Regions from separate parts of the Homo sapiens genome. Here region 1 is linked to region 2. Evidence: chromatin loops called from intact Hi-C (ENCODE). Cell type or tissue: CD14-positive monocyte. All regions are shown on one strand. Each heading gives the region's core, and the rest is flanking DNA. Links, peaks and the distances in the headings are about the cores only. Region 1 has its middle 550 kb from the start of VRK2. Region 2 has its middle 610 kb from the start of VRK2.

Evidence for each region. Peaks named below come from ENCODE experiments on the same cell type or tissue, not always from the same donor. Only the 100,000 strongest peaks of a DNase experiment are listed, where the experiment ranks them.
Region 1: a loop joins it to region 2, with 4 times the contacts of the local background. A loop is called at or near these places in 2 of 110 quality-filtered maps.

Annotation. Positions count from the first base shown.
Region 1 is chr2:57,485,884-57,498,220 of GRCh38, forward strand. No RefSeq gene overlaps it. Among named protein-coding and RNA genes, the nearest start is that of VRK2, 550 kb to the right of the region's middle. In CD14-positive monocyte, for the core only: no CTCF peak of the experiment used is centred there; a DNase peak (open chromatin) is centred at 5,058; H3K27ac peaks cover 1,047 bases.
Region 2 is chr2:57,434,681-57,445,568 of GRCh38, forward strand. No RefSeq gene overlaps it. Among named protein-coding and RNA genes, the nearest start is that of VRK2, 610 kb to the right of the region's middle. In CD14-positive monocyte, for the core only: no CTCF peak of the experiment used is centred there; DNase peaks (open chromatin) are centred at 9,761 and 10,271; H3K27ac peaks cover 1,397 bases.

The sequences.
Region 1 (12,337 bases), core at 3,540-6,039, 46 kb after region 2:
TTGCTTCCCTCCAAGAAATGACATAGAACCATTTTACTCATTATGCTCACGCATAACTGTGTGCAAGAAAAAGAGAAGAAAAAGAACACACACAGAAGAAGTAGCACACTTGAAAGAAATGGAAAGTGGTTCAAAGTAGCTGCAGGGTAGAATGTGTGTAGTGATGTTTAAGGCCAATAAAAAGAGAAAAGTAGGTTGTGAGAAAAACGTCAAACTAAGAAACTTTTACTTCATTCAAGAGAATATAAGAAATCATCACAAGTAATGAGGCAAGAAAATTATATAATCAGATTTGTGCAAAGATGATTCTAAGAGCAGTGTACATTGTAGTTTGGAAGATACAAGGCTGAAACATCAAAATGAGCCACATTACTGAAATTTCTCAGAAAGACACCAGGGCCTTAGGCTGTCTGTTTCCTTTCAGGCTATGTGTATCTATTCCACTTCCATATCCCTCACCTTTGCCTATTTCTCTTTCCACTTCTCCTTAAGACTTATTTTCTTCTCTAAAGCCAATAATAGAAGTGAAGATTTTGTGTGTGTGTGCATATGTGTGTGTGTGTTACTGTGGGCATATGCATAACATGCATATTTTTCTGAAAATGAATACATAACTATGCACTCTACTTAATTTAAAAGGTGTGTATATATGAAAATTCTATTATCTTATGGAAAAAATAATTCTATTTTACAATGTGGATAATTGTTTTTTATGGGCCAGTGGTCTCTGACATAAAATATATTGTCTAAAATGTTATCTAAGCCCTAAATTGGAGTTTGAGGTAAAAAAAAATAGAAATAAATATATAACATTATTAATCTGAAAACATCCCTGATGCTATAAGTCAACCCTAATATCCTTAGTGAGACCTAAAATGAGAGCTAATGCCCAGCGTTGTGCTTGGTCTCTCATGTAAAATCCAGACTAAAGGATCCAGCCATTTGAATCCGATCAGCCGTGGGTGGGACCTCTCCCTGATGCTATTTATCTCTGTGTGTATGATGCCCCAAGTCCTTCACTTAGAAATTCTTTCATTAACTGTTCATTTTGGCTCTCTCTGCTGCTGACATGATCATTTTTCTTCCCTGTGTTGCTGCTATTTTATTTTCTAGTCTCTCTCTCTCCTTTCTAGAATGCCTCTAAGTTTCACATTTCTACAGCTCACTAATTTTCTGTTGTCAATCAGATCTTCTGCCTTCCATGGATATGGGTCTGTGCACCAATTCCCTCTGCCTCCATTTATCATGTTTTTGTTTTTCTTCATTTCTTTTATTAAAAAAAAAAGCTGCCTTCTCAGTTATTTTCCTGCTTTTAGTAATCAGCGAAGCAAAGCAGACAGGTAAACTGAACAATGATGAGAGGCCAAAATCTAATGTGATTATTTCAAGAAATTATTTAAATTCTGGATTAAGTCAAGGTATCTTTCATTCAGCAAATAAGTTAGAAGCTCCTATTATGTGAAAAGCTGTGTACTTTTATAAGACAATGTCTTAAATCCGTGTTAAAGATAAATCATGACTTAGCCAATGTGAATATCTGAACTTGCTGTGAACTCCTGTATATAAGGAGGCCGTGAAGATATAAAGGCAACCGAAATACAGGTAGCTCATGACTTCCTAGGTGCTACTGGTAAACAGGGGGTCAAGATGTGAAGCATTTAAATCAGGGATTCCCTGCATGAGGCAAAGTCCATCTCTCCGAGGAAGTTACAATAGCCTGTCTGTGATCAAATGTATCCAGTGGAGAATGGTAGTAAAGAGCTAGGGTCCAAGCATCAAACTCACCTGGACTTAATTTTGGCTCTACCATTTTATACCTGTGCTTAAGTTTCTTACTGAAATAGCACCCACAGAGCACTTCTCCCAAGCAGGGCACATCATATGCACTCAGTAAATATGAGCTACTATTATGCACTTAAGAAATGATATGCCCATTGAAGTCGCCAAAGAAACATATGAAAATGTATTTTATGTGTGTCCATAGTTATAAGACCAAATTCAATTCAGAACAAATCAGGTATAAAGATACCTAGTAAGAATTAGGTTATAGAAAAATGGGCCATCCAAAAAGCTGAAAAACAGGATGCAGAAATTATCCAGGCACTCCTAGTTTCCATCTCTTTTTACTTGTTCCAGATGAGGACACAGTCCTATTTATTTGATGCAGAAAACTGGAGAGACCAATGTTTGTTAATATGTCTTCAAATTAAACATCATAGAATTACTATGTTCTTTTGGGATGCCTTTGCAAGCCCCAAGTATAAAAAGAACAAGGAAGAGCTGCCTATCTAAATCTAGAGAGACTTTTTAGTTGATGTCCCCAGATGTTTTGAATTCCTTTTGGAATCAAGGGGCAAGCAAAAGGCATTTTGAGATAATCCAGATCCACTCCTGCTCTTAACTAAACCACTGAGAGTCCTCAATGTTCATGATTGTAGAACTAAAGCAAAGTCCACTAAAGCAATTTAAATTGGGATCAGGAGGGAATCAGCAAATTGCAGGAAGAAACCATGTGGTAAAAACATTCAAGTGGAGACTCAGTGGCACAGAGCAAGAAAACTTTGGGTAGTTGCTCCTGAAGGGAGACATACTGCTATGGTTTGAATGTGTTCTGTCCAAAATTCAGATGTTGCCAATTGATGGTATTAAGAAGTGGGGCCTCTAAGGGGTCACTAGGTCATGAAGTCTCCTCCCTCGTCAATGTGATTCAGGCCTCCATAAAAAAGGTTTCCCACAAAAACTTTCAGGTCACTCCCCCTTCCACCTTCCTCCACTTGAGGAAACAGCCTTCCTTCCCTCTGGAGGATGCAGCCCTCACTGGACAACCAAACCTGCCAGTGCCTTGATCTTTGACTTCTCGGCCTCCAGAAATGTGAGAAAATAAATTTCTGTTCCTGATAAATTACCCAGTCTCAGGTATTCTGTTACAGCAGTACAAATGGACTGAGACACATAGCAAAGGGCTACATCTCTGTTCTTTACCAGCGGACCGTTTGAAATTAGGGCAATCCAAATTCCTATCCCCTGGCTTTTCTTACCCTAGTTCGCTTAGGCAAAGGAAATAGTTGAGGATCTTGAAAGGAGTTGAAAAATGCAAGGGAATTGGGAGAAGCACTGAAAACCCCCTCAAGGCCCCTTTAGACTGTTAGGAGGTAACTTTTCAGACAAAAAAATTGGATGGATGTAGCAATGTGGGGGCAGAGTACCGACAGGTTGCGGAGAAAGAGGCTAAGTTAAAGAGAAGAGTGGGGACAGGGGACTACAAAACAAAGAAAGTTAACTATATGACAAGGTTTTATGTCACATGGGTGGTTATAATTTAAGGACAAATCTGTTTCCATTTATCTTTGTTTAATGAGTGGCCCAGGAGGAGACTTTCCAATATAAAATTTTTAACTATAAGTTACATTCTACCAATAAATGTGGACCCATGCTTTCCAATGGAAGAAAATTCTGGCCTTAGTATTTTTTGATTTGTACAAACATATTGATAACCAAAATTAATGTTCAGTTATTTCAGGGTTTCCTTAAATATTTTCATTGATATAAGTATATACACACCTTTTTTTAAATCCTGAATTTCTATTCACACATTTGTAAATACAAATTTTTTTCAATGAGTGAATAGGTATTTGGCCAAGAGTATTTGGCTGAGGGTATAACTATTCAGAACTACAAGCCTTTTTGTTTCAGGAGTGATCCATGAAATGTGAGGGGAAAAAAAAAAAAGAAAACAAAAACAAAGAAAAAATTTAAAACAAAAAAAACTCACCAAATCAAAAAAACTAAGAAGGAATAACTACTATGTTTTGAACTGCATTTTATTTAGAGAAGAAAAAAACAATTCCTGAGCTGAAGTTACATGAGACAAAGGGGATGGATGGCTAGGGATGTGTCAGATTTCTCTAAGAAGTCCTTTTCTCTTTCTCCTTTGGTTCATTTTAGAGTTTTGCATAGTAAATATTTATTGTATTGGAGGAGTAAAACTATTAGGTTAATTAGTGAAATCAGAAAATTTAGCAGAGTGCTGACATTAGTGGGGAAACAAAAGAATTGAGGTGGAGAAAATGAAGGGCTCGATCCTGAGTGCTCGCGAAGAACTTCATAGGAAATACATAGGACTAGGTAAACAGGAGAGGAGAGGAGTGTGAGAACAGCTTTGTACTCAGATCTGGATTCACAAGTGGCCACAACTAGAGGCATGTCCCCACATCCTGATCTGGAAGAAGTCACAGTACCCCAAACAAACCTTCCTAATGTGAAAGAAGCAACAAGAGAGATGGGTGGATGAGAATCAAACAAGGTCCTACCAACAAGAAGGGTTTCCCCACTTTATTGTAAATAAAAGAAAGTCTAGATAGTCAGGAAGGAGAGATTTTAGGCTTAAATTTGGGATCTTTGAGAGTGTTGAATCCCTGATAAAGGACATCTGAAGAGTTCCTCCCAGGCTGATGGGAGGAAGGGCCTGGGTTTCCTGGACTTCTCGACTACAGAGACAGGAGGCCTTCTGAGAAAAGACAGTAGCAGGGCCTAGTGGTAGGGTTGCATTGCATTCCAGTGTCTTTAAAAGAGTTTAGATCATTCAGATAGTATCGGCAGTCTTTGCTGGAGACATCCCACAGGCAGTTAAAAATGAATTATTGTCAATAAGAAAAAGACAACCCATTAGGAAAAAAATGGCAAAAGATGCTAACAGCATTTCACAAAGTAGGAAACGTGAATGGCCAAAAATTTATTTGAAAAGCTACTCAAGTTCACTGGGTATCAGAGAAATTAAAGTTAGAAATACAATATAATAGTGTTTAACCTCCACAAAATTGGCAAAAATTAAAGTCTGAGGGTGCCTAATATCCCAATGTGTAGTCTTCCACATTTCCAATAGACATACAAACTGGTAAAACCACTTTAGAAAGCAATTTGAGATTTTCCAGTAAATTTGGAAGTAAATATATAAGACTCAAGAATATAACCTGTGGAAACTTTTACATCTCTTGCATCATGAGTCAAATATTAGAACATTTGTCATAGCAGTGTCTATAATCTCAAAACAGGAAATTGCCTAAGTGTTCATTAGTAGAGCATATAAATTGCAACATGTTCAAGTATAGTCATCTGACCCATAACGACTTTTAGGTCAAAAACAGCATGTATGACAGTGGTCCCACACATTATACCATATTTTTACTGTACCTTTTCTATATTTAAATACACAACTACTTACCACTGTGTTACAATTCCCCACAGTATTCAGTACAGTAACATGCTATACAGGTTTGTAGCCTAGGAACAATATGTTATACCACATAGGCTAGGGGTGTAGGAGGCTACACCATCTAGGTGTGTGTAAGTATGCTCTAGAAAGATGAAATCACCTAACAGTGCATTTCTCAGAGTGTATTTCCATTGTTGAGCAATTCATGATTGTTACAGAATAACATGCAACAGTAAAATGATATAAAGCACAGGCATCAATATAATCATAATTATCATAATTTTAAAAAGCAAGTCATGGAAGATTGAGTTCAATATACCCCAGTCATCAAAATCTTAAAATAGACAAAATTAAACACTATGGTTATAGGAAAAGCACATTTTTAAAAATTATTATAAAATAAAGGCAAGGTAACAGGTGGGCCAGAACAGTGCTATGGTGGAAGTAGGGAATTGCGACTTGGGATAGCTCAAGGGAGAGTCAATGTCCTTGGTAACGATTTTTAGACACGAGAGTGGCTATAGAGCTGTTTAGCATTTTGATAACTTGTATATTATCTTACATACTTCTGTATTCCTGGAGTGTTTTAATAAAATATGCTTTAAAAAATGAATTCTCATCATGGCCACTACACAGATCCAAGGAGGAAACTGAAAGCCTGGTTGGCCTATTTATATTTTGGTACAACCTACCAACCCGCGTTACACCGTAGGGGAAGTACTCAGGGTTAAGGGAATTAATGGACCTCAAGTAGACCACTTTAGGCACACATGGCTTGGTATGATAATATATAACAGTTATATCAAAACTGGTGTATAAAGAAAGGGAAAATTTTAGATTAAGAAGCTCTCTTACTAGAGAGAGGTAAAAATAAACTTAGTAAAGAAGAAAATTGAAATAATGAACTTTTTGTGGAAGAGGGGACTCTTGTTACTACTTCAGTGCTCTAGGTTGCTCTTCTTCTGTTGTCATTTCTCTTCTATTCCCAACTTTTCCATGAAACACTGTAATGTGCAAGACTACTACACACAAAATTAGCCTCCACTAATGAGAATCAGGGCTCTGATTCTTGTGGAGTCATTGAGTTCGCACTGAGTGTAACAGAACTCAAGATTGTTCTGGAATAGCTTGCTGTTATTGGAAAGCAAGGATAATGTTTAAAGATGTGTGAAAATGGCTACAAGAACTAGGTTGAAAGTGCTTCTACTGGTCAAACTATGATGATTAGAGCATAAAATTAAAAACAAAGGTTTGCTGCCAATTAGAAGCACTGAAAGATCTTAATTCCACGATGTTGCTCACAGAGTTAACTAATACAAAAAGATGTTACAAAGCAAAGCCACAACTACCAACAGAGTCGTTGTGGTGTTGGCTAAACACAGAAAACATAATCCTTTGTGAGCTGAAGATAAATGGATTTGAGGCAGCAGTGTTTGGATCAAACTGAGAGTCAAATCCACCCAGATAAATGGGTCTGAAATCAGAGTGGAAATGTGGACTGCAAAGAGATGTCAGAGAAAAAGCTGAGTTATTATCCAGAGAAAACTGGGTATTTTTTTTTCTTCCTGAATAACTGTTTAATTTTAGCTGACACTGAATTTGGATCAAACATGGGAGTCTTGAGGTTTTTAAAACCTTCTGTCAAATAAAACGCATATTCATCATGAATGGTATTATAAAACTGATTGTTTAAAGACTATGACATGGCAAGAATCGAGTTTTCTTGATCACAAGACATGCTTTCTTTCAAAGACTGCATTATCCACAGGTATGAGCCTCTATCAGGGACAAGAGGGCCCAGGAGAACCCCTTCCTCACACTATTCCTCTATCTTCATGAAAACTTTATTCATGATAAGATATTGTATCCTTTGAAATGTATCTAACCTTCAGTATATATGTGTGTATATATCAAAGCATATGTATGTGGCTTATTCCCACTATTCCATAAACCATCCAAAACTTTGCAGAAAATACTTTCAGCCTTTCGATGGAGAACATGTACCCACTTCAGCTCTCTATGCTACAGTGCTATAATTTCTATTCTACAATTTCATCTGCAGAGGAAATTGGGGTGCAGTTGTACGGGTCTAGTAGGAATATATCTGAATCCCTCATCCATGCCTTTGCATTCACTCTTCCTTTTAACACAAAATGGGTTACCACTTTGTTCTTCCTCCACAAAGGGTGGCCGGAGAGAGTAATGTCAGAAAGCATGTTTCGTGAGCCTGAGAAATACAACGTTTCAAAACCTCTAAGCTCAGAATATGATCCATTACCCTCTCCCTCAACTTAAGAAACATGAAAAGGAGCTCTTTTGCCCCACTGGATCTTTCTGCAAGCCAAGTCCATGTAGCATGTCTCGATACCCTTAGCATTGGTAAGCCCTAGTTTACTTATCCATAAAACTCAGTGATAGGAAAATAGGCAAATAAACACATTTTAAATGAACTTGTATTCAATATGGAAATAGATCCACAGTGAGTCTTAGTCTGCCCAAGGCACACTCATGGCTCTCATGCTGTGTGAGCTGTGTGTAATGATTTCCCCTTGGGAAAAACATTAAGATCCAAAATATTAAGTTTATTTTCTATTTTAATAAGAATATGTACTCTAACAGAATTTCAATTTTAACTGTTTTCAACAACAAAAACAAACATATCCTCCAGAGTCCTATCCAGTAGAATTCAGGGAGCCACTACCTTTAGCTGGAGAAACTGAACTCTTCAGGTGCTGCACTGAGTATTTAAACTCAGTGAACAGTTTCCTTCTGTAACAGCCAGAAATAAATGTACTTCCTAGACTTGCCCTGGCACCCAGAGGACTAGTACTGAATGCTATATATAGAACTGATATGGTCTGGTTGTGTTCCCACCCAAATATCATATTGAATTCCCACATGTTGTGGGAGGGACCCAGTGGGAAGTAATTGAATCATGGGGGCAGGTCTTTCCCTTGCTGTTCTCGTGATAGTGAATAAATCTCACAAGATCTGATGTTGTTTTTTGTTTTTTGTTCTTTGAGACAGAGTCTCATCCTATTGCCCAGACTGGAGTGCAGTTTCGCAATCTCGGATCACTGCAACCTCCACCTCCCAGGTTCATGGGATTCTCATACCTCAGCCTCCCAAGTAGCTGGGATTACAAGTGTATGTCACCACACCCAGCTAATTTTTGTATTTTTAGTAGAGATGTTTTCACCATGTTGGCCAGGCTGGTCTTGAACTCCTGACCTCAAGTGATCCACCCGCCTCTGCCTCCCAAAGTGTTAGGATTACAGGCGTGAGCCACTGTGCCTGGCCAATCTCATGGTTTTATAAGGGGGAGTTTCCCTACACAAGCTCTCTTCTCTTGTCTGCTGCCATGTGAGACGTCACTTTCACCTTCCACCATGATTGTGAGGCCTCGACAGCCATGTAGAACCTTAAGTCCATTAAACCTCTTTCTTTTGTAAATTGCCCAGTCTTTGGTATGTCTTTATCAGCAGCGTGAAAACAGACTAATACAAGACTCAAAAGCCTGAACATTTTCATGTCATTTTTTTTACATACTTTAAAAATATTTTTGGCTTTTTTTTTTCAAAACGCTTTAGGAATGCATAAAACAAAGAAATTCTAACTAGGAGATAAGTTCAAGTGCCTGAGTGTGGTATGCAGAGTAATGGTTCCATGAAGAAGCCCAAGACCTACGCCCTAATATTTGTGTATGTTTACATGGCAAAAGAGACTTCACAGATGTGATTATTATCTTGAATTGTCTGGGAAAGCCCAGTGTAATCACAAGGGTCCCTTCCTTATGAGAGGAAGGCAGGAGAGTCAGAGTCCAAGGAGATGTAATGAGGAAAGTAGAGAAGAATAGGAGAGAAGACAGGGAGAGAGAGAGGAAAAGAGATTGGAAGGTGCTGTCCTATTGGCTTTGGAGATGGAGGAAGGGCCTGTAAGCCAAGGAATGCAGGCAGCTTCTAGAAGCTGGAAAAGACAGGGAATAAGATTCTCTCCTACAGTCCCAGAGCCTACAGAAGGAAACACAATCCTGCTAACACCTTGATTTTAGGACTTCTGATCTGCAGGCAGTGTAAGACAACAAATTTGTATTGTTTTAAGTCACTATATTTGTTGAAATTTGTTATAGCAGTGATAGAATACAAATATTATGAATCAAATTAAAGGGTCAAAAATACCATAAACTTCTAATCGTGAACAAAAACTGCAATTCTGTTTGGGTTTGGGATTCTAAGTGAAAACTTGATCAATTGGAACCTGACAGCCACGATTGTGCCTAACAGAAAAGACACACAGTCTGTGACTGTTATGTGTAAACTAGTTTATAATATTATGGAAGATATAAAAGAAACACAAAATAGCCATACATATAGAGATTAAGAATAAGTACCTTTACTTTTCAGAAATGCAGACTCTGAAAAAAGATATGATCGAAATTATTAACTCAAAAAATCTCATGACCTTGATTGGATGACCTTTTTCAGCATCTTTTATGAGTAAATATTTGACTGTTTGAAGATACAGAGAGAATAAATAGCAATATGCTCTTAAATATTTGTTTCCTTTCCCTTTCCCTTCAGCTTTGCATAAACCGAACTTATTCCACTTAGGAACTACACAAATAGTTGAAGGAGGAATGAAGGTTGTAGCAAGCATATTTTCCAAGAGAAGTATTTTTTTTCTTTTTGCATTTGAAATTAGCCACAGCTTAGCAACACCAGCTTCCGAAACATTTATACCAAGCAAAGTGCTGCATATGCTGTTGTGCTTGATGTACCGAAACAGCACCAAGCAGGGGCACCCAAAAGAGTGGGAAAGGGAGAATCTCAAAACACGGCTATTTTCCTGTTGTTGCTGCTGTTCAATCGAGAGTATCATGTCTTTAGCATTAGTTCAATATTGGAGAAAGCATATGATCTTTGTGTTTAACTATGAGATGGTGCCTACAATTTCGGGGATCATTATTATTATTACTAAAGATTAGTTTCCAAAATTGAAGAATAAGGAACTCTCGCTCATCTCCTGACTCCAGTGCAATTTCCCCTCTCAAAATGTCGAAGAGGATGCATACTGTCTCTATTTCCCGCTTGAATTTTCTGGAATGGTAAGGCAGGGAGCAGGTTTCCAAGTCAGTTTAGGTCAGAGGATAGCTTCTACTCACTCTTCTCTCCTCTAACAATATGAGGAGCACTTAATCTATTTTCTCCTTCATTTGATGCTCTTTAGTACTAACTTCCAGATAACTCCTTTTGCTCGCTGAAGATAATGAGATTTACCAAAAATCATATGCAAAATAGCTGGGAAAACATGTGGTTTGATTTCCAAACAGATTAAAGTGAAGCAAGGGCAGCACCCAAACATCTGTCCCAGGACACGTTCCTTCCACTAAAAGGTTAGAGACTTGCTGCTGTCCCCCTGCAGAGAGGGATTTTCATTGCTCTGGCGCTGACGCTGGAGAACATGCAGACACCACAAATGCTTTCTTGGATACTTTATTTATTTATTTTTGAGACGGAGTCTCACTCTGTCGCCCAGGCTGGAGTGCAGTGGCGCGACCTCGGCTCAGTGCAAGCTCCGCCTCCCGGGTTCATGCCATTCTCCTGCCTCAGCCTCCCTAGTAGCTGGGACTACAGGCGCCCGCCACCATGCCCAGCTAATTTTTTTGTATTTTTAGTAGAGACGGGGTTTCACCATATTAGCCAGGATGGTCTCGATCTCCTGACCTGCTGATCCGCATGCCTCGGCCTTCCAAAGTGCTGGGATTACAGCGTGAGCCACCGCGCCCGGCCTCTTGGATACCTTTTTGTACCTTTATCATGCTTCCCCCTGAGGTTCTTGAAAGGAGTTTTCAGTGTAGGAGAGAGGTTTTGGTTTGGGAGACAAAAAAAAAAAAAAAAAAAAAAACAGAGACTTTCGAACAAAACATATTTGGGTCAATCGCAGTCCTGCTATTTTCTGGTTGTTATAACTTGGATATAATAGATATTCACAGAGGTTTGGATTAATCATTTGTTAAAGAAAGTAATATGGCGTAGCTTGCAGCATTGTTATAGGGTGATTGAAAAAGAAAACCCTCATTATCATCTTTTACATTCTAAAAAGATGAGCTGTTACTAAAATCCACAGACATCTCTGTATTGTTAGAGTCTGCATTATACTTTTAGACTCCACCTTTACTGTTTAATATTTTCATAACTGCATAGATTGTCTGTGACTAAGATCACAACAGCCTCTTCAGATACAAAGGATGCTGCTACCAAAATCTGGCCCATCAAAGTACATGCTGTTCTGGAAAGAGTGGAAGGATTCCCTTATTAGAGAAAGGAAAGAAAAAAAGCCAATTTTCTATGTAGAAAAATTGTGACCTGGTTAATTCTGAATGGCCAGGTAAACAGAACAAATCACCTGCCTGCTTAGAAAGCTGCAGGTCTGACTAGTAACATTACCTTTGGAATTCTGACTTGCCTGGCTATGTCCACATGTGCTGGTGATTGGTGACCACAGTGTGCATTTCCCTGATAACCATGAACTCTGTTATAAAACCCTCAAATATAACTGCTTTGTTTGGCCGGCTGAACCTCTCAAGGAGTGGCTGCCCTCTGGTGGTAGCTGTATTCCTCACACCCAAATGTTTATTGGGTTTATTTTGTTTTTTTCTTTTCACTTCTGTTCCACAGCACAAAGCCAGTGTGGCTATTTCATTTAGTTTCTCAGGCCACAGCTCCCTGTACAGACCTCTAGTGAATGGGAAACCACTGACTTTGAACTGAATGTTTTCTTCCTTGATTTCTGTTTTCTGAAGCCGTGCCAAAACTTGAAGATATTTATCATTTCCTCTTTGCATTCTTTTTTTTCAAACCAAGGGTATGTCAGGTAAGGTAGAATCCAGGTTCCTTATCAGAAGATTTTCTAACGTCTCTTCTAAAAGGTGACAAATGGAACTGAATATTTAATCCAACTTTAATCTAGACAGGGCAAAGCAGAGTTTGGATGCTGCTTCTCAGACATCTGGGCTTGAAACACTCATACCCACGTCTCAGGAGCTTTCCTCCACTGTCCAAATCTGTTCACTCCTGCTAATCCCTTGCACTCTGTACTGCCAACTGACATTTCTTACCAAAGTCC
Region 2 (10,888 bases), core at 8,389-10,888:
AACTTAACAACACTCTTAGATCTCATCTTGGCTTTAACTCAAACCGAAAATACTGTTAAGTCCTTTAACATTTTTGAGCCTCTAATGTGCAAAATGAAGAATTTGAAACATCACAAGTTTCCAAGGTTTTTACTACAAATCTGCTTTAAAATCTATTTAAGCATTTTAAACTGATTTTAGAGTCTCACAAATGTTCAACAATAGTACAAAGAATTTATTTCTATATCTCATGCTGCTTCTTCTAATGTTAATATCTTACATAAGTATGGTAAAATTATCAAGAACAGGAAATTAGCATTGGTACAATATTATTAACTAAACTATAGACCTTATTTGAAATATAGCAAATCGTTCAATTTACCTTCAGAAGCACATACCCTAAAATATTGGATTAAAAGATTTCTAAGAATATACTCTCATTCATGATTCAATCCTGAGTCACAAAGCATGGTAACATCAATAGAAGAGGCCCAATTGCCTGTACAATGCCTGACCCACAAAATCACTAGGCAGGGAACAGATAGGGAAGAGGAGACAGATGTCAGTGACTGACTTGAATAACATAGGGTATGGGATCACACCCTATTCCCTATCTGGGAGACAGATGTCAGTGACTGACTTGAATAACATAGGGTATGGGATCACACCCTATTCCCTATCTGTCAAAGGTCAAAGTTGCTTAAACCAGACCAGAAAATTATAACCATTCTGCTTTTCTTCTTCTCCTCTTCTTTCTTCCTCTGATAACCAGCTTCAATGATTATAATTGGTATGTAAAATGGAAATTACAATGATTCAAGTTACATAATTCTTAAAGTTATACAAACTACTAAATTCTTAAAGTTAAAATTTCTCAGGTTTAACACTGGAGTAACTTTGGGAATGAAGTTGATAAGTTTGACAGAGAAATCCTTTAAGAAAAATGATGCATATTTTATAGTAATTTTAAGCAGAATATGTCTCAAATAATTTAATTTCAACCTCATAATCTTTAAAATATTTTGTGTACTTTACTTTCCAAACTTGATTTGAATTTTACATTTTAGCATCCATAATCAATGCAAAAGAAAAGTACGTAATCTTGGTTTAAATAGCTAGAGAGTGACATGTCTCATTGTCAGTTTGGTAGAATTGTACAAGTGCCCTGGCTCAGAATTTAAAATCTTCTGCATGGATTACATTCTAATTAACATCAAACCACAGTATCTTTCCTTAACTTTGTGACCTGTGGTTAAAGTGAAATTGTTCTTTTTATCCATTTCACTGTGGCTCTTCTTATCTTTGTGCTTGCCTAGGGTACAGCAAATTCTTAACTAGAGTCTGTAATTCTCATAGAAGTATTTTGGTCCATACATCATTGTTAAATCAGCATTTCTATAGGTGAACAAGGGCTGAGAATTTGTATCCCACCATCTTGCTGATGTCACTACAGGATTATTCTTAACTCGTCTCAATGCCTGTACTCTTTATTGATCATTTAATTTGTCCTGTTTTGTATATTTCAACATCTTTGATGTTTTTGTCCAGTGATCTTTGATGTATATTTTAAAACCTCAAAAATAACATTTCTTAAAACCCCAATAATACGTTCCATGGTTTCAGAAATTCTGTATTATAATTCTAGAAATTATTTTTAAATAATGTAACAACTAGATATTTTCCTACTTATTTTTAACAAGTAGTTATTGAAGGACTACTATGTAAGAGACAGTGATATCTTGCATTAGAAGTAATTTTATTTTTAGGATCCCCTGCACTCAGACCCAGTTCAACTCCCAAGGCCATTCCTGATGTGAGCCATGAAGTATTTGGGCAGTCTCTGCTCCCTTGCTTGGCTGGGCATCATTATTCTTATGGATCATCTGCCCGTAATGTGTGTCTTAACTGATGACTTAATTCCTTCATCAAACTTAAGTCCCAATCTTATATAAACACCCATTCCTAATTGTGCTAGCTCCTAGTTGCTTTTCTGCCTTTGATACTGTTTCTGATTTCTGATTAGACTATTTCCCTAGTACTCCTGACTGTTTTTATAACTAAACCTAGTCTTCTATTAAGTCCCTTGGACTAGACATGTCCCATACTTCAGCAAGTTGGCGAAGCACAGTTACATGAATGTTAGGAGTCTTATTTAACTATTTATCTTTTAAGTATACATGTCCCAAGTGCTTGTTCTGAAGGCCTGTGCTCAATTTATCTGCTGAAAAATTCCTCTATAACCACCCCTCCCCAATTAGATGTCTGAATCTCATTCTGCTTTTACCTGACATTTTGGACATTAATCCAGAAGAAATAAATGTTCTGTGTTCAAGACCTACAGTTCTGTTGCCCTTAATGTCCATCACCAGTTAACTGGTATAGTGTCAAGTTCCTTACTCTTTCCTCCTGTTCAAACTTACTGTAAATAACTGGTCATGCTCTACTTCTAACAGTGTGATAAAATATTCACAGCCTGGAAGAAAAACTTTACATGCTGAGCTCTTTAATAAGTAATACAGCATAGTGAAGACTGTCAGCTTTGCAGTGAAACAAACTGAGACTAAATTCTCTCCCACCAGTTGTAGTAGACAGAATAATGGCTCCTCAAAGATGTGTATGACTGAATCCCTGGAATCTATAAATAGATTATGTTACATGTCAAAGGGAAAGTAAGGTAGCAGATGGAATTAAGGTTGCTAATTAGCTGACTTTATGGTAGGGAGATTCGCCAGGATTTTTTTAGTGAGGTCAATATTATCACAAGAATTCATATAAGTAACAGAGGGAGTCTGAAGAGTTAGTGTCAGAATGATATGATGTGAAATAGAATCTACCAGCCCTTGCAGCTTTTGACAATGGAAGGAAACCAAGAATATAAGTGCCTCTAGAAGATGGGAAAAACATGGAATGAATTCTCCCTTAAAGCTACCAGAAAGGCAAACAGCCGTGTGGATACCTTGATTTTAGCCCAGTGCAACTCATTTTGGACTTCTGGCTTACCGACATGTAAGACAATACATTTGTGTTGTTTTAAGCCACTAAATTCATGATAATTTTTTTTGCAGTAGTACAAAACTAACACATAAATTACCATGTAGTTTTGATCAATTTACTCAACCATGCTAATCTTCAGTTCCCTCATCTAAAGAAGGGCTGTTGATACTATATTCCATTAAATCTAATATTCCATTAATTGTAATTAGTTATAATTTGAGAAAAATAGATGAAACACTATTTGTACATGAAGAAAATATACTGTCAATTTAACCTTGCTACAAAGCTTTCATCACACTTAGTATTTTTTGTTTTATACACATTTAAAGAGTTCTTTTAGATTTAACACTTAGATTTTTATCTTATCACTCATTTGCATACATCACAAATTAAAAATAGTTGTTACTAAAATATCTTCACTTTAAATGTTCCATTTTTCTGAACTGCTACAATTCAAGTCATAGATGTTATGCTTTATCAAAAATATTTTTTTTCTGTCATCAAGAACATTTATCATACAGTTTTACTTCAATTGTCCTCAAGATTTTCTTCCAATCCACTGGAACACATCTACAAGTTTTAATATGCATGCAGGCAATGCCGCAATGACCAGACTGCCACTTGACCAAAGGAGATTAAAAAATGCAAATGAATTCAGATATTTTAAAAAAATTTCCCCTTGCAATGAATAAAGCATGATAGAATGTAAATGCTCTAAACACAGAGGTATAAAAATTTTAGAGTCTTTGATATATTTTTTTTCTGTACAGTTTATTTTCTTTCCTAATGATGTTTTTCTTAGGTACAGGAACTCTGATGCACTAAACAGTTAAATAGTCAATGAGAGAAATCTAAGGAGATAGCTAATTCTTGTTTTTTGAAAGTAGCTAAAGATTATTAATAAGTGGGTAGAATACCAAAAATCGTCATATTGTGTATATATATATATACACACACACACACATATACACACATACATACATATACATATACATATATAAATACATATAGATATAGATGATGTAGATATCAGGGTGTTTCTTTTCCTCTTTCCATGCAAAAGCAATGAAAAATAAAGAGACCTACACTTTGAAGATAGGCAGTCATTTACAGCTGAATTAAATCTTTTATTCAATGTAATGATTATATAGTTTAGCCATATTGACATGTTCATATAAAAATTTTCAAGATCAATATTGAATTATATAAAAATAGATAGCAAAAAAATGTGAATTCATGGAAAAATAATTTGACCAAAGTTGGCTAGTGCATCAGAACAGAAAAACCCATTTTGAAAATTGAAAACTAGAAGTAGAGACTCGGTATGAAAGTTTATGTGTTTGTTTGTGTGAATTTTCCTTATTCTTTCTTTTTTTGTTATCTCTAGTTTTTGTGGACTTCTATAAAATGGTGATTATATTACAGACATACTTTTTTAATGAAAATCATGTGTCCGACTAAAGACTATGTGAAAATTGGTTTATGAAGGCATCTGCGGTAGGAAGATAGCTTCAAGCAGATTTTTGTTCTGGTATAAATAAAATTTGAGAATTGATGACTTGCAAAGTGCATGTGAGAATGGTAGAAAGATAATCTGAGTATTGATTATAATTAGTTTAAGTTAAAATGCCTTAAGACTATCTTGTTTTTCCCTCATTTCCGTGAACTTTTGGGAAGAATTACACACTTAACTGTCTCAAAATTATTTTCTGATTTCATCTGCCAACTAGGGCTTGATTATTTCACCTAAGCAGGCAAGATAAACTTTAAAGAGACTACCATGTTGCAAAAAATTTAAACCATTTAATTGCCATTTAAAAACTGGAGCAAATCTATGCTTATTGGAAGGCATATTTGCAAGTTCTTTCAATAAAATAAATTTTAATTCAGCAAAATAAAATTTATATAACAAGTGTTTGAGTAAATCTTGCTGCTTATTTCCTAGATAATCTGCTAAAAGACGAAAATATTTTCCACAGTGATTACAACTTTTCATAGTAATTATATCTGTGATTTTAAAATGAGCAGCCCTACCAGAGAGAGACCTAGAAGAAATGAGCAAGAAATACATAAAATGCAAAAGATAAATGACAAATATATATTAAAAACTGTATCTCATTTTGACTTGGGTGTTTATTGAAGTTTGACTGCAGCCATAATATTCTGTCCCAATCTGCCATTTCACTTTGATTGTATCTTTTAATGCTTAATCACTAAATGCCTCCTTTAACATTGTAACTGTCCTGCCTAGACTTGTGCATAAAAAGGTATAATATCATAACTTGACATCACATCTAGTCACCGTAAGAATATCAGTCATGTAATCAAGGAATGCCATTCAGAATTATTATTAATATTAACTTTCAAATGTAAGTAAGCTTCTGGATATCACTTATAATGGAGTTCTTACATTTAAGTGGCTGAAATTCTGTGATTCTATATGTTATTTGAAGTATAAATTTATACTTATCATTGCTTGGGTAAAATTCAGCAACAATTATGATTCTGAAAAGTGGCTAATTTTATACACTGCAACATTTGTTATTAACTTTTAAATAGTTACACAGAAATAAATTAGCAGACTATAAAACTGTTCAGAGAATGTGTTAACCAAGTAACATTTTAAAAATGTTACACACGTTTTTGAACTCATAAATTTTTAAAGTATGTAGAAAAAATTTTAAGTGTAAAAAAAATCAGGCAGAATAATAAAGATTACATTGTGTCATATTATTTTTCTATGGAATCTCTGGTATACCAGTATTTATAATATTAAACCAGTAAATTCAATAATTTTATTTATATTGAGATATTGAATTTCATTTAGGTTGTCAGTCTTTCAGAATAAACTCTCCATATCTTATGAAAAACACTTCAATCTATGCATTTGATAATAACTAATATGTAATTCAGACAAAATAAGTAATATAAATAATATGAGAAAAAATAAGTAATTACTAGGGTAAAATGAGATGTCAGCAAAAGCACTCTGCATTCCGCTAACTGTAGTGAAATATACTTATCATTATCTTATGGCAGAAATGCAGTATATTCAATTTAATAGCACAGATGCTGAGATATTATTGTTCTTCATAGCAATGTAACCTTTTTAAAAAATGACTCCTAAATTTCTACTAATATGGTTGTAAAACCTATCATTATTTTTGTTATAAATTTAGATAAAATATTCTCATTTTATGTCAAATTTATTCTGTGAGTGGTATTTGGTTTCACACTAAACTTCAGCCAAATGTTTCTACCTATGAGCTTTTGGTGTTTGACTAACGTGTATATTCAGTGAATATTAAAAAAAGGAAAACTCTTAAAGAAATTATGTTGGTTAGAGAAAGAAGCAAAGATGCTCTGACATCTTGAGGTAGGGATTTTAAATTCTAGCTTCACTGGAGAGCAGTTTCAAGACGTGTACTAAAAACAAAATTAAACATGAATATGCAAACAAGTTATGCAGATAATTACCTTCATGGAATTTGTCAAAGCATAGTATTAACTGATAGAGGCAAACTTCAGGCTATAAGAAAGTATAAAAAAGTTCATTTCAGGGTCAGTCTTTGTAATCCAAAAAAACAAGACAATCCTATTAAATATCCAACAAAAGAATACTATGCAGCCATTAATAATGAAAGAATTTTCAATGAATTAAATGATGTTTTCAATATACTGTTAAGTGAAAAAGTGTTTAAAAATACAGGACAATGCCATTTTTATAGTTCTATTACAGACCTATTATTCTGGCATAATTATTTACACTTCATTTTATTTTCAAACTGTTTCATATTATAGAATTCTTATTTGCAATGAAGCTATGGTTCCACTGGTCTCTGAAGAAAAAACTTAAATTGCTTTCTTAATTACATTCAGGCTATAATTTATACAGCACCAGTAATAATGTTAATCCTGTATTGAGGAACTTAGCAGAAAACAATTTGTCTGTAGGCTTCATTGGTGCTGCGATTCTGCATCAATAAGGTCTCCAACACAGTCTGTGCTCTATTTGATGACAAATATCAGGGATTGTCAACCTTATTACCAAGAGTACACCAAATCACAGGGCTGAGCTCCTTTCCAGAACTTTTCCTATCTTGGGGAAAATAAAAATTTTCAAGGTGCTTGGTAAGGGTCAAGGATTCTCACAGATAAATAAAAACTATTCAATAATAATTCTTAAAAAGAGGAAGAAAACAACATCTTACTCCAATTCAACCAAGGCCAAAGACTTCCATAGTATTTTATAAACAGAGCAATTTCCCTAATAGCATGTTTTTACCTTATGAAGTACTGAAGCTCAAAGAATCAAAGGAATGTACAAGAGTGGAATAAAATGACAAATGAAGATTACAAGCAAGATTTCATTAATCACAATTGACATCAAAATGGCACCTGAGAAAATTTATCTATTTGAATAAAAAGATGATATCCCAAATTCACTGATTATAGACCAGACTTAGACAAGTAAGGCCTATAGTGTATATGTTTCCAGAACAACTGATCTTGCTACGCACAGTTTATATTTTGCAACTTGTGTTACTTCAGAAGAGTTCATTTAGTCTTTGTATTAGTTGAACAGAACTGTGATAACTGCCAATAATACAGGGTATACATTATTTACTTATCTATCATGTCCATGGTCAATATTTTGCTGGAATAGAAAATTTTTGGTAAAGTAGTTGAGTTTTTATAAAGCATTTGTTCAGGCCCAGAGCATTAATAAAAAACTTTTTGTGTGTGTGTTTAGAGAAAATAATATCTAATCTGCATTTTACGCTATCAGGAGTTTGAAAAAGTGTTTTATTTTAAGAGAGTGGAAAAATTATTACATATACCAAACTATGTCTATTTATTCACACAATCAGTGAAAAAGTTAAACTGCAAAGTATCTTTTGTTAATTTTTGTTTTTGAGACGAAGTTTTGTTTATGTTGCCCAGGCTGGAGTGCGATGGCCCGATCTCAGCCAGGTTCAAGCAATTCTACTGCCTCAGCCTCCCGACTAGCTGGGATTACAGGCGCCCACCACCATGCCCAGCTAATTTTTGTAATTTTAGAAGAGACAGGGTCTCACCATGTTGGCCAGGCTGGTCTTGAACTCCTGACCTCGGGTGATCCACCTGCCTCAGCCTCCCAAAGTGCTGGGATTACAGGCATGAGCCACTGAACCTGGAATCTTTTCTTAATTTTATAATGCAAAATACCTGCTTTAACTCCTTCACAGAATATACTAATAATCATAAAATCAATAATTCAGCCCCCAGTAAGTACATAGAAAAATATCTAATAATTTAATTCTTTTTAATTAATATTAACATTTTAGTAACATTATTCTTAAAGTAGTATTATTAACAAACAGACACTTAACCTCTATGCCAAAGCTAAATATGATAAAATATACCCAGAATAATGACTATCTTTATAGAATAAAAAGTTCAAGCTTCTTTAAGTATTTGGGAAAAGGTGAGATAGGTAAAAAATAAATTGAAATGCTTAATGAAAAAAATTGAAATAGTAAGGATTTACTTATCAGAATTTTCTGAGACTAGTGGCATCTTGGAAAACTTGAATAATTCAGAAGAAAAGCAGAAATACTACATCAGCACATTGCCGTGTAACTTCCCTGTTGGCTAGAAGTGGCTTGGAAAATGACTGTGGAATATTGCAAACTTGCATGGTGATGCCAATTGCAACTACTCACCTGGAACAGGAGTTGGCAACCTACAGCCTATGGAGTGTTTTAGGATGGTCCAAGAACTAAGAGTGCTTTTTACATTTTTCTTGTCCTATTAAAAGCAAACAAGAAGACTACGTAGCCTAAAGTCTAAGCTATTTATATCTAACCCTTTACAGAAAAAACTTAATGATCCTATCCTGAAAAAAAAAAATGCTTTCATTTTAATTCTTATCAACAATGATAACTTTAAACCATTTTGATGCGGCAGTGACAGCATCTTCACTGTTTTACCACCTGCTCTTAGACATATTAATAATACAGGATCAAGGGATCTCTGATGATCATGATTTACCACAGAACCATACAAGTTCATTAGGCTGATGACATTATGCTGAGGCACCACTGTATCAGTGAAGTTTTTAGAAGTTTGGTAGCTTGTGGCCCATCAAGATGCCCATTCTAAGCAAAAGAAGAGTTGTTCCACTTTGCACAACTCACAACTAACAAGAGACATAGTACTTGTTGGACCTTGTGGATTTTAAAGACAGCACTTGCTGCATTAGTGTGTGATACTCTGACCCATTTACCAGACTGCCCATTTTGAATACAATCTCGAATATAAAAGACCCTGCAGCAGTTCCCAGGCTCAGATGTAAGGTACTTTGCTCCTCATGCCTTATGACTAAATGACCACATGGTATTCAAAGTGTCTGGGGCAGACTGAGATGTTACATAAAGTCTTTGGAAAACCGCAAGAGGAGAACCACATCACAAGTTTTGGAGTAAGGTCATGCCCTCTTATGCTTAAAAAATGTCCTCTACTTGCAAAGTTATTAGGCCCTGGTAGAGACATAGTGCTGCCCATGAAAGAGCAATTGATTATGTGTCCCACGTTGTCTACAGTGACTTGAATATTGCATGATTCATCAAATTCTAAAATTAGACATGCACTTCAGCATTATTATATTGTGTAATAAAAATGACAAATGACACTGAGCAAGTCTGGAAAGCACTAGAAAGCTGCATGAGAAGGTGGCTCAGACTCCCATGACACATATTCCTACTCCTTTACGGCTTCTTCCTCCACCAACATGTATAGCCTCGGGGGGAGTTCCCTATGGTCAGTTAACAGATGAGGAATATACATGGGCCTGGTGACTAGATGGGTCTGTTGGTGCAACGGTGTCTGTGGACTTACACAATTACAGCCACTCGCAGATGTTATCCTGGAACTGGATCCTCTCAGTGGTCAGACTATCATTTGACACATCTGTTAGTGCATGTGATATAGAAGGGAAGAAATCCTGAAACACAGATACACACTGTTTCATGGACAGTGCCTAACAATGGGTAGCTAAGAACAGAAAAATCAACATTCGTAGATTTAGAACTAGGAGTTTAAAGAAAGAGGAAAATGGATAAACTATCAGAATGAACACAGAGTGTGAAGATATCTGTGTCCAATATATGCCTACTCAGGTTATGTGAAAATAAATGCCTGTATTATCCCAACCAGTAGTGATCCCAATCCACTGTAGGAGAGTCTCAATAATGGAATGGAATTGATGACTCATTCTCTGAATGTCAGGCAGTCACTTTTCCCAACAACTCTCCTGTTTCAAAGTGTGTACAGCAGACTCAACACCATGAACTTCCTCTCCCAAGGCTGATCTACAGTTACCACTGCTGACGGCCCATTCTGCCAATAGCAGAGGTCAATGCTGTGCACCTAATGGGCCATCGTTCCCTGATGAGACCAGACGACCACCAAATGGCAAGCTGATTACTTTTCACTTTGGGGGAGATAGTACGTTTCCCCACTAAGGAAGAGATGCATATTTCAGATATGGATTTCCCTTCCCCGACTACCATACTGTGGGCTTTCAGAATGACTTACTCATCACCATAATATGACACATGGCATTGTTTCTGATTTTTAAAAATCACATTGTAATGAAGAAAATATGGCAACAGACTTTCACAGAATTCCCAAGTTGTAGTGTATATTCCATCACCCAGATTCACACAGCTTATAGATTAGTAGAATGGCCTATTGAAGACTCTGTTAAGGTACCAGTGGGGAGAGAACACATTGTGAGACTGGGGTGCTGTCCTTTACATTATAGCTTATATAGCTTATAAACTGTAATTCAAGCATATGCAATTTATAAGCTGCTGCCTTACAGTATATTCTTTTTTTTTTTTTTTTTTTTTTTTTTTTTTTTTTTTTTTTT